Linked DNA regions of Homo sapiens: region 2 is linked to region 1. The links are chromatin loops, found by intact Hi-C in ENCODE. Cell type or tissue: breast epithelium. All regions are shown on one strand. Each heading gives the region's core, and the rest is flanking DNA. Links, peaks and the distances in the headings are about the cores only. Region 1 has its middle 32 kb from the start of GCM1. Region 2 overlaps FBXO9 (F-box protein 9).

Region 1 (5,385 bases), core at 128-5,127:
TGACCTGGTGATCCGCCTACCTCGGCCTCCCAAAGTGCTGGGATTACAGGTGTGAGCCACCGTGCCCGGCCCTACTTTTTCTTAAGTGGCCGCACATCACAGCCTAACATCTTCCAGAGCAAACTGTAATTTGGAAACCTAACTTCTCTAAAGATCCCTCCATGTCCTCCCTTGACTTCCAGTTTGTTTTAAAATCCCAGTCACATCCTGTATATACGATGTGGAAGGGGAACGTGTGCACACTTAAGCAGTGCAGAGTCCTTAATTAGTAAAAAATGTTGGCTTGCTCCTTCCGTCTCCTGAGGGGCCTGAACCTACACCTCTCCCTGTTCAGGTCACTGACCAAGGGCTTGCTGACCTATCCCTTAGCCCTCCTTAGAACAACCTTACAGTACCAACCACACCTACCCAATGCATATTTTAAGGGCTCAACCTTCCCCTTTTCATTCAGTCTGATTTTACTCATTTGTTTTAGAAACAAAAAAGCAAAAAAGGCTGGGTGTGGTGGCTCATGCCTGTAATCCCAACACTTTGGAAGGCCAAGGTGGGAGGATAACAGGAGTTGAAGACCAGCCTGGGCAACACAGTGAGACGCAGTCTCTACAAATAATTTTTTTTTAATTAGCTGGGTGTGGTGGCGTGTACCTGTGGTCACAGCTATGCTAGGGAGGCTAGGGATCGCTTGAGTATCAGGAGGTCAAGGCTGCAGTGAGCTGTGATGTGTCACTCACTGCACTCCAGTCTGAGTGACAGAGTGGGACCCTGTCTCGATAAATAAATAAATAGGAGGAAAAGCAGAAAACATGTCCTATTTTCTTAAAAAAAATTAAAAAGCAACCAGAAGACTAAGAAGGCCTGGAAAAAAACTCACCACAATTTTTCTAATCCCAATTCATATGATTCTATAACACACATAAAACAGAGATATAGTTAATGCTCCAAACCCCTGTAGCTACATTACACAGGGCAATAAAACCATGAACCATGCACTTGGAATGTCTTACTTTTAACTTTGGAATAAAAAGGCTCAGGGACTAAGAGAAATGTGTTTTAAGTATTTAAAACACTCATATTCAGATATGCCAAATGAGATGGAGATGTACTGATTTAATTGATTTTGCTATTTTCTTTACAGGAAGAGGGGGGCGCTATTAAACTAGTGGTACTAAATTTCTTAGCATAGTGTTCAAAGGCCTCCCTAATCTAGAGGACTTTGCCAGCCTCTGTGGGTCCATAGATCACCCTAGATTGGAATACTCTTGATAATAAACTTTATTTTGTGTTCCTACACAGTCCTGGTCATATGATAAGCATGCAGTTATTTCAGTCATTTTATGGTATTATCAATACACTATCCATGTAGACGAACCTCTGAACCCTCAGTTCCTTGAATTCCTTACCTCCAATGATCTTGTCCACCACCCAATGCCTCACACTCACCCCCATGGTTGGAACCTAAACCTTATCAAGACCAGTAACTGCAACTGGTCATAATCTCAAAGTCAAGCGTTCAATCCATGCCTCCCACCTTCTATCATTTCAGATCAGCCTTTCCAGTAGCCTGGTAGCCCTCTTCAAAAATCTTTCCCCAACTAGAACCTCAAATCTATTGATCCTCTAACTCATAACACTCCCTCACCTGCTTCATGTTCTCTCCCTTCTAACCATGGGACACTAATTTTTATACCAAAAAATTATTGTTTGTCTGAAATTCACATTTAAGTAAGCATTATGTTGTGTTTTGTTTTGAGAGACAGGGTCTATGATGCCCAGGCTGAACTTGAACTCATGGGCTCAAGCAATCCTCCTGCCTCAGCCTCCTGAATAGTTAGGGCTACAGGTGCATGCCACCGTGAGCAACTATTCTTTATTTTTATCTGCTACATCTGGCAACCCTGCAATCATTATAATCACTCCCTTACATTAACTCCCAACCTCCTTGGCTCCCTCTGACTTGAAACTCCCTCAGCAAAAGCACAGCTGAGGTTAAAGCCCAGCTTCCTGACCACTCTGTGTCCCCCTCATTGCAGCAGACTGTGGCTGGGGGAAAGCACAACCCTGCTGGGCAGGTCTCACTTTAAATTCACAGCAGCAGCCCTTGAATAGGGCCTTCCTGCTGCCTGGTGAATCGTCCTACTTAGATTCCCCTACTCCATTTACACTGTATTTCATGCCTGTGCCAATTTCCTCAAATCTTCTGTATATTCTCCCTCATCCCCATCCTCGGGGTCCTACTTCACTGAAAAAACCGAAGCACTCAGGAGAATTTCCTGATTCCCCTCACCACATCCGTCCAACTTGTTTGTACCCATCTATGTTAACTTCTTGTCCATGACGTAGATCAGGGTAGGCAAACTATTGGCCCTGAGCCAAATCCAGCCCATTGCCTGTGTTTGTACAGCTGGCTAGCTAAGGATGGTTTTTACATTTTTAAATAGAGGAGAATTTTTTTTTCTTTTTGAGACAGGTTCTCACCCTGTCTCCCAGACTGGAGTGCGGTGGTGCAATCTTGGCTCACTGCAACCTCCGCCTCCCAGGCTCAAGCCATTCTCCTGCCTCAGCCTCCCGGGTAGCTGGGATTACAGGCATGCGCCACTACCACCCAGCTAATTTTTTAATTTTTGGTAGAGACGGGGGTCTCACCATATTGGCCAAGCTGGTCTCGAACTCCTGACCTCAAATTCAAATGATCCACCTGCCTCGGCCTCTCAAAGTGCTGGGATTACAGGTGTGAGCTACCACACCCAGCCTGAGGCAAATATATTTTATGACATGTGAAAATTATATGAAATTAAAATTTCAGCAATCCTAAATAAAGTTTTATTGGAACACAGCCATGTCCATTCATTTTGTATTGCCTATGTATTGCTTTAGAGCTGGGACCATAAAGTGGTTTCAATAGAAACTGTATGACTCACAAATACTAAATCATTTACTATTTGGTTCTTTATAGAAAAAGTTGGTGGGCATGGAGGCGCACGCCTATAATCCCAGCACTTTGGGAGGCCTAGGCAGGAGGCTGTCTTGAGCCCAGGAGTTTGAGACTAGCCTGGGAACATAGGGAGACCCCATCTCTACAAAAAATTTAAAAATTATCTGGGCGTGGTGGTGCATACCTGTAGTCCCAGCTACTCAGGAAGCTGAGATGAGGATCACTTGAGCCCCAGAGGTTGAGGCTCTAGTGAGCCTTGATTGTCATGCCACTGCACTCCAACCTGGGCAACAGAGCAAGATCCTGTCTAAAAAAGAAAAAAGGAAAAGTTTGCTGATCCCTGCCATAGACTATATGCTCCAATCCAAGGCCAATAATTCGCATCCCTCTCCACTATTCAAGGATATTGCCCTACTAATTCTACCTTATCCTGTGTCATCATTTTTCATTAGCATACCAAAAGGCTGTTATTTCTCCAATCTTTTTTTTTTTTTTTTTTTGAGACAGAGTCTTGTTTTGTTGCCCAGGCTGGAGGGCAGTGGTGCAATCTCAGCTCACTGCAACCTCCACCTCCTGGGTTCAAGCGATTCTCCCACCTCAGCTTCCCAAGTAGCTGGGACAACAGGTGTGCACCACCATGTCTGGCTAATTTTTGGATTTTTAGTAGAGACGGTGTTTCACCATGTTGGCCAATCTGGTCTCGAACTCCTGACCTCAAGTGATCCGGCTGCCTCGGCCTCCCAAAGTGCTGGGATTACAGGCGTGAGCCACTACACCCAGCCTATTTCTCCAATCTTTAAACAAAACAAACTCTTCCTTGGCTTGCCCCTGCCACCATCAGTGAGTGCTCTTTTTGGCAGCAAAAAAATCCCTAAAGAATAAACTGTACTTGAGGTCCACAATTCTCCAAATTTCTCTGAAAACATTCTCCATCACTACCGAAACTGCTCGCTAAGTTACCAATGACCCCCACATGCTAAATCCCACAGCCATTCTTGGTCTCCTCTCATCTTACCTGATCGTTGGGCAGGCAGCGTGTGACACGGTGGCTCACTCTTTGTGCTTCCAAGCACTTTCTTCGTGCTGCTTCCGAGACACCACACCCTCTTGATTTTTCTCCTCGATCCTGGATGCTTCCTTGTCGTCTCCTTTCCTTGTTCCTCTTTTTCCGCTCTTATCACGGGAGGGCTCCAGGACCTCTTGCCAGACTCTTCTTGCTTTCCCCTTCATAGACTCTTTCTGTCTCACCCTTTAAATTATCTCTGTCATGCTGATGACTCCCAAATATATGCCTGCAGCCCAGACCTCACTCCTGAGCTCCCTGCTTCACTGTTGAGCCCCCTACCTGTCGTCAACACATGAGCATCTGTGTTGCTCATGTGTTGAGCTCGTGTGTTGACAACTCAAAATCACCATTCCAGGAACAACCGGGGCGTCTGCACTTGATTACCACTCTCTACTTTCACCCCCGACACTGTAGCCCCTGTCCCCTCAAAGGATCACTGCCCCTAAGGAAAGTATTTCAACACTGTGATGTGATTTTTTTTTTTTTTGAGATGGAGTCTCACTCTGTCGCCCAGGCTGGAGTGCAGCGGCGTGATCTTGGCTCACTGCAACCTCTGCCTCCTGGGTTCAACCGATTCTCCTGCCTCAGCCTCCTGAATAGCTGGTATTACAGGCACCCTCCACCAAGTCCAGCTAATTTTTGTATTTTTAGTAGAGACGGGGTTTCACCATGTTGGCCAAGCTGGTCTCAAACTCCTGACCTCAGGTGATCCATCTGCCTCGGCCTCTCAAAGTGCTAGGATTATAGGCCTGAGCCACTGTGCCCGGCCTGTGATGTGATTTTTAAGATTTCCTTTCATAGGCAATTTCCAAGCAAAGCTTAATTGGACCAATCCACCACAGATCACACTGCAGATTTTCCATGTTAACATTGTGGATGATTTTTAATCAATAAACGCTGGAGATTTCTTCTCACCTGTCTCACCACTTGCCCAAGCTGCCAAAAACCTGTGGTTCTGTGTGCCAGGCCTTCACTTTGCAGTAAAGGATGGAGTAAGGGAACTCTGTGGGCCTCAGAAGGTGGGTGCCAGAGAGGGGGCTGCAGGGCTTACCAGTAGGCAGCCCCACCTGGTCCAGGGGAGCTGGAGGCAGAAGCAGGGTCTCTGTCCTCATGACTCTCCGGCTGACTTTAGGCCCTGAGGGGCGTGTGCAGAGCTCAGGGCTCCTGTGTGAGGGAGGACGTTCTTGACTCTGAGCCAGGTGAAGCCAGTGTGGGGGTGCTTACAAATTCGAGCAGTAAGAGAGGAGGTTCTGGGAGCTTCCAGCCCAGGATAGAAGCCTCCATGGCTTCTGGCAACTGGGTGTCCAGACCCAGGTAGTAGGGTAATTTTGGTGACAACAATGTGCCCGTCCCATTGAGTGTTACACCCCTGAATGGGTGAAAGACT
Region 2 (5,385 bases), core at 122-5,121, 110 kb before region 1:
CCTGATGGAAAATACAACATGACCTATGAGGCAGTCTTGCAAAAGAAAAAAGAAATAGCAGAATCTAATCTAGCCTTTCAAGATCCTGCCACAATTTATAGGAAATAAGAGTAAGAGGTCAAAGGAACATATTTATTGACACCTCAGCAAAATCTAGCTTCTACAGAAAAACGACCCAGTTTCATCCCAAATAAATTACAAGAAAAAAGAGTGAGGATTACAAAAGACTTGAGACATATCAAGCAATTACAATGTGGACTTTATTTGAATCTTGATTTCACAAACTGTGAAATATATGTATTTTACATATGACATCTTGAGAAATATGAATACTGTGACTTGATATTTGATCTAAGGAATTACATTGATAATTATTGAAGTTGGGTCATGAGTACTTAGGGATTAATTCTCTTTAAGTGTTTTTCTCATAAAAAGTTTTAAAGTCTTGTAGAACTAAAAAAATACCAAAGATGTTCTAATTTTATTTCATTTTTTTCTAAGAAGAATAATATTTTTCTTTTCTTTTTTCCTTTTTTTTTTTTTTTTTTTTTTTATGATGGGGTCTCTGTCATCCAGGCTGGAGTGCAATGGTGCAGTCTCGGCTCACTGCAACCTCCATCTCTCAGGCTCAAGCAACCCTCCCACCTCAGCCTCCCAATTAGCTGGGACCACAGGCGTGTACCACCACGCCTGGCTGATTTTTTGTATTTTTAGTAGAGATGGGGTTTCACTATGTTGGCTAGGCTGGTCTTGAACTCCTGACCTCAAGTGATGCTCCTGCCTCAGCCTCACAAAGTGTGGGGATTACAGGTGTGAGCCACCGCACCTGGCCAGAAAAAGAGAAAATAATTTTTATTATAGATTATCAGTAGTTATGTATATTAATGAAGAATTTGGCTTCATTTACCTAATTAGATTAATCATAAATCATTTATGAATAGTAATAGACTTGAATTGTTACTTTATATTACACAGTTGGCCCTCTGTACCTGCAGGTTCTGCATCCTGGGATTCAACTGTGGATCAAAAATATTTGGGGGAAAAAAAGCAATACAACAATAAAAAATAATACAAATTAGGAAAAATATACTACAAGAACTATTTACATGGCATTTACATTATAAGTAACCTAGAGATGACTTAAAGTATATGAGAAGATGTGCATAGGTTATATGCAAATATGCCATATGAGGGACTGGAAAACCCAGGGATTTTGGTGTCCTGGGGGCTCCTGGAACTAATCACCTGTGGATACTGAGGGACAACTGTAATTAAATTGATTTTTGGATGGATGCAACTGATGTTAAATTTGGCGGGGGGGAAATGTTAGGATTCACAATAACGTGAGTACTGTGGGTTGGAGTAGAGAATATGCTTTTCAGACTCATTTTCCTTTGGAAATTAATAGTAAGGTCTCAAGTGCCCCCTACAGCCTTGCTACTCAAAGTGGGTTCCACAAAGTGTTGACAGTATGGTACTAAATAGAAAGTGGCTGAATGAGAAATGTAGATTGCAGAGGGCAACTGGTGTGTTTATATGCCTGACATTATTTGGGTTTTCCCCCCTCAGGCAGAAGCTGAGGAAGATTGTCATTCTGATACTGTCAGAGCAGATGATGATGAAGAAAATGAAAGTCCTGCTGAAACAGATCTGCAGGCATGTTTCTTCAATTGTGTCTTTGATTTTTATTCCATTGTTCCCATACATATGCAGAAATTGATCATAATCATGGGTATTTGTAGGTTATTACTGTTTGCATGGAATTTAACTGTTTCCATACTGGTTTATAGAATACTTAAAACTATGTTATGGCTTTCTTTGTGAAAAGAAATATCAATAATGGTTGCTTGTAGTTTAACATGGGTTTAAAGTATTCAAACTAAGGCTTACGCATGACTCAAAACCCATAATCTTAAAAAGATTGATGGGTTTGACCACCTAAAAGTTTAAAACCTGTGTATAAGAAAAGGCATCATAAATAAAGTTAAGAGAAATAGCCAGCTGGAAAAACTGTTTATTATATATGGGCAGAGGATTCATCTCATTACATAGAGCACTCATATATTTGGAAGAACAGAGGATAAAAAGATATGAGTGGACTGTTAATGGCAAAATAATACAAATGGCCATTAAATATTTGAAGAGATAATTAGCCTCATTAATAATTTAATCAGATTGGTGAATAATGTGCATCGCTGTCCAAGCTGTGAGAACACTCATGCAGTGTACATGAAAATGTAAATTGGTACAGCTTTCTGGAGGGCAGACTGGTGATATGGATCAAAATGAAAAACATGCATTCCCTTGATACAGCAATTCTACTTCCAGGAAATTAATTTTAAGGAAATAGTGGGGAAAGTAAATATGCAACTATAAAGATGTTTAGTATAGCATTGTTTATCTGGAAAAACATCATACAACTTAAATATTCATTACCTGTTATTAAGTAATGATGCATCCATACAGTGAAAACACTACAGCCATTTAAAAGGATGAAGTAAATCTTTATACATTAAAAGAGAAAAAAAGTTGCTGTAACTAGTTAAGTGTGTCTCACTGCACTTGTAAGGTTAATAATAATTATTTGGAACAGCTCATCTAGTAGACATTGAATGCTGCTAAAGATTCTGCAGGTCAGAGATCTATGTGTAACAGGTTAAAAGCGTAGCAACAAAGCAGTGTACAGAATATAGAGAAAAATTAATTTAAAACATTCTAGATACGTCTTTTTTTAAAAAAAAAAAAGGAAGCCAGGAATAACATATGCATCCCTGTTAGCAATGGCTGCCTTTGGGCAGAACGTGTAACCCAGTTTGGGTTCCCCAGGAAGCAGACTAGGTGAAGATTGCTGTGCAGGAAGTTTATTAAGGAGTATTCTTGGGATCAACACCTATGGAAGGGAGAGAGGGAAACAAATGGGCAGGGAGAAGACCAGCTGCAATGCAGTCTTAATGGACTGCTTAGCCATCCTCGAGGGAGTTCTGAAGATGAAATACCCTTTCAGAGATGACCTGAGTTGCAAAGAGCCAAGACTTTATTAGCCGTTGATCAGTCATTGGGTGGGGATTGAGAGGACAGTGTGATTTTGCTGAGGCAATACCCAAAAGGGCTGACAACTCAAGTGTTTTCAGATAGAACTCTCAGCAGTTTGGGTAACAAGTTCTTTATTTCTGAAAGGGAATCTGGGCAACACACCAGAGTCTACCTTATAGGGTTCACTTTTTATGTGCTTTTAATTTTTTTTTTTTTTGAGATGGAGTCTCGCTCCATTGCCCAGGCTGGAGTGCAGTAGCACGATCTCTGCTGACTGCCAACCTCTGCCACCCGAGTTCAAGCAATTCTCATGGCTCAGCCTCCCAAGTAGCTGGGATTACAGGTGCCCGCCACCACACCTGGCTAATTTGTTTGTATTTTTAGTAGAGACAGGGTTTCACCATGTTGGCCGGGCTGTTCTCGAACTCCTGACCTCAGGTGATCCGTCTGCCTCGGCCTCCCAAAGTGCTGGGATTATAGGCATGAGCCTCTGTGCCTGGCCTTTACATTTTTGAAATAACAAATATTTGAAAAAACATTTTCTTTTTGAAATACAGAATGTTAATAGATTTTGGGCTTACCTACAGAATTTTTGGCAGCATTCTTAATGTCTACTAGATGATATAGTCATTAAAAAATTATTGGAAGCTTATAACTTCAGTCTGTAAGTGATGGCTTATATTTTCAATTCTAATTAAAATTTGGTTTTCCAATATAATTTGACTTTTGGTGTACTGACATGTATTTTATGCTAATTTTCTTGATTCTTTAAGTTTTGAGCAGAAAATTATTTTAAAAGATGTATTTAATGGATATTTAATAATTCAGAAGACAGTGATTTCTGGACTTAGAGTAATAAGTATATACGTGGAAGTAGATAGATGTTGGACATATTGATACATTGTTCCAGAGTTGAGCTACCCTTCCTTGATGAGTCCTAAAATGCTGTTCTCCCCATAGGCACAACTCCAGATGTTCCGAGCTCAGTGGATGTTTGAACTTGCTCCAGGTGTAAGCTCTAGCAATTTAGAAAATCGACCTTGCAGAGCAGCAAGAGGCTCTCTCCAGAAAACATCGGCAGATACCAAAGGAAAACAAGAACAGGCAAAAGAAGAAAAGTTAAGTATTATAGATATTGTAACAAATTACATTTTTTTTTTTTTGGCACATGGAAATTTTCACTGACACAGTAAGTAGGCATTATAACCAGACTTTCGGGACATAAACACATATCTTGTAAAATAAAAATTTTGACTAGTATACTAGTTTATATATTTCTCACAATTTCTTCTAGGTACTTTGGATGGTACCACTACTCCTGCATGGCTTTTTTCTCTGTGGGTACACTGTCTTCATTGAGCTGTCTTTTGTTAATTTATAGACCTCTGGGATTCATGTGGTTCCTAAAAGATTGGTGTCTCTGAATTTATTAACAGAACCAAAAAGAAAAAACAGAATTTTCTAAATTTATTAATAGAACCAAAAAGATTGCTCACATGTTAATGTCTTTCCAGAGGTCTTAATTTCATGCAGTATTTTGTTATATTTTGAATTGATCAGCTTACAATAATGCATTAATCATTTCCTTATTCTGGAAAATTTTGAAATATTTTCACACTGAAAATATTTTGAATGCTGTCTAACATTCATATCTCTTCTGGTACTTACTCACACAGAGTAGGCACAGCATACCATTTCATTTCTTATTCTTCTTCCATAGAGGCTGCCATCTTTTTACCATCAGATCCAAGTTTGTGTTTATAATTAGTCATCAAATAATTGGCATTACCATGATGACTTACCTTCTATCTCCTCTTAATTTTTATTTTGAAATAATTACAGGTCCACAGGTATAGGGAAGTCCTGTGTGCCCTTTAACCTCCTCCGATGGTAACAACTTGCATAACTATAGTACAATATCAAAAACGAGGAAATAGACATTGGAACAATCCACAGTTTACTTGGATTTCCTGAGTTTACAAGCACTTGTCTGTGTGTATGTGTATAAATAGTTGTTTGCAGTTTTATTACAAGGTAGCTTCATGTAACCACCACCACAATCAAGATACAGAACTGTTTTATAGTTATATACTCCCTTTCCCTAGCCATTCGTAACCACTGGCAACCACTAGTCTGTTCTCCATTTTGTAATTTTGATATTCCAAGAATGTTGTATAAGTGGAATCATCCAGTATGTAACCTTTTGAGATTGGCTTTTTTCACTAAGTATAATTCCCTCAAGATCAGTCCAAGTTACTATGTATCAGTAGTTTGTTCCTTTTTATTGCAGAATAGTATTGCATGGTATGGATGTACCCCAGTTTAACCATTTATTGGTTGAAGGACATTTGA

What was found. Hi-C counts contacts between places; a loop is a spot of excess contacts. Peaks named below come from ENCODE experiments on the same cell type or tissue, not always from the same donor. Only the 100,000 strongest peaks of a DNase experiment are listed, where the experiment ranks them.
Region 2: a loop joins it to region 1, with 12 times the contacts of the local background. A loop is called at or near these places in 1 of 110 quality-filtered maps.

What each region holds. Positions count from the first base shown.
Region 1 is chr6:53,178,068-53,183,452 of GRCh38, forward strand. No RefSeq gene overlaps it. Among named protein-coding and RNA genes, the nearest start is that of GCM1, 32 kb to the left of the region's middle. In breast epithelium, for the core only: no CTCF peak of the experiment used is centred there; a DNase peak (open chromatin) is centred at 2,374; H3K27ac peaks cover 660 bases.
Region 2 is chr6:53,069,488-53,074,872 of GRCh38, forward strand. FBXO9 (F-box protein 9) reads left to right here. Exons shown (of 13, transcript NM_033480.3): 2 at 1,570-1,656; 3 at 3,994-4,152. Among named protein-coding and RNA genes, the nearest start is that of FBXO9, 6.8 kb to the left of the region's middle. In breast epithelium, for the core only: no CTCF peak of the experiment used is centred there; no DNase peak of the experiment used is centred there.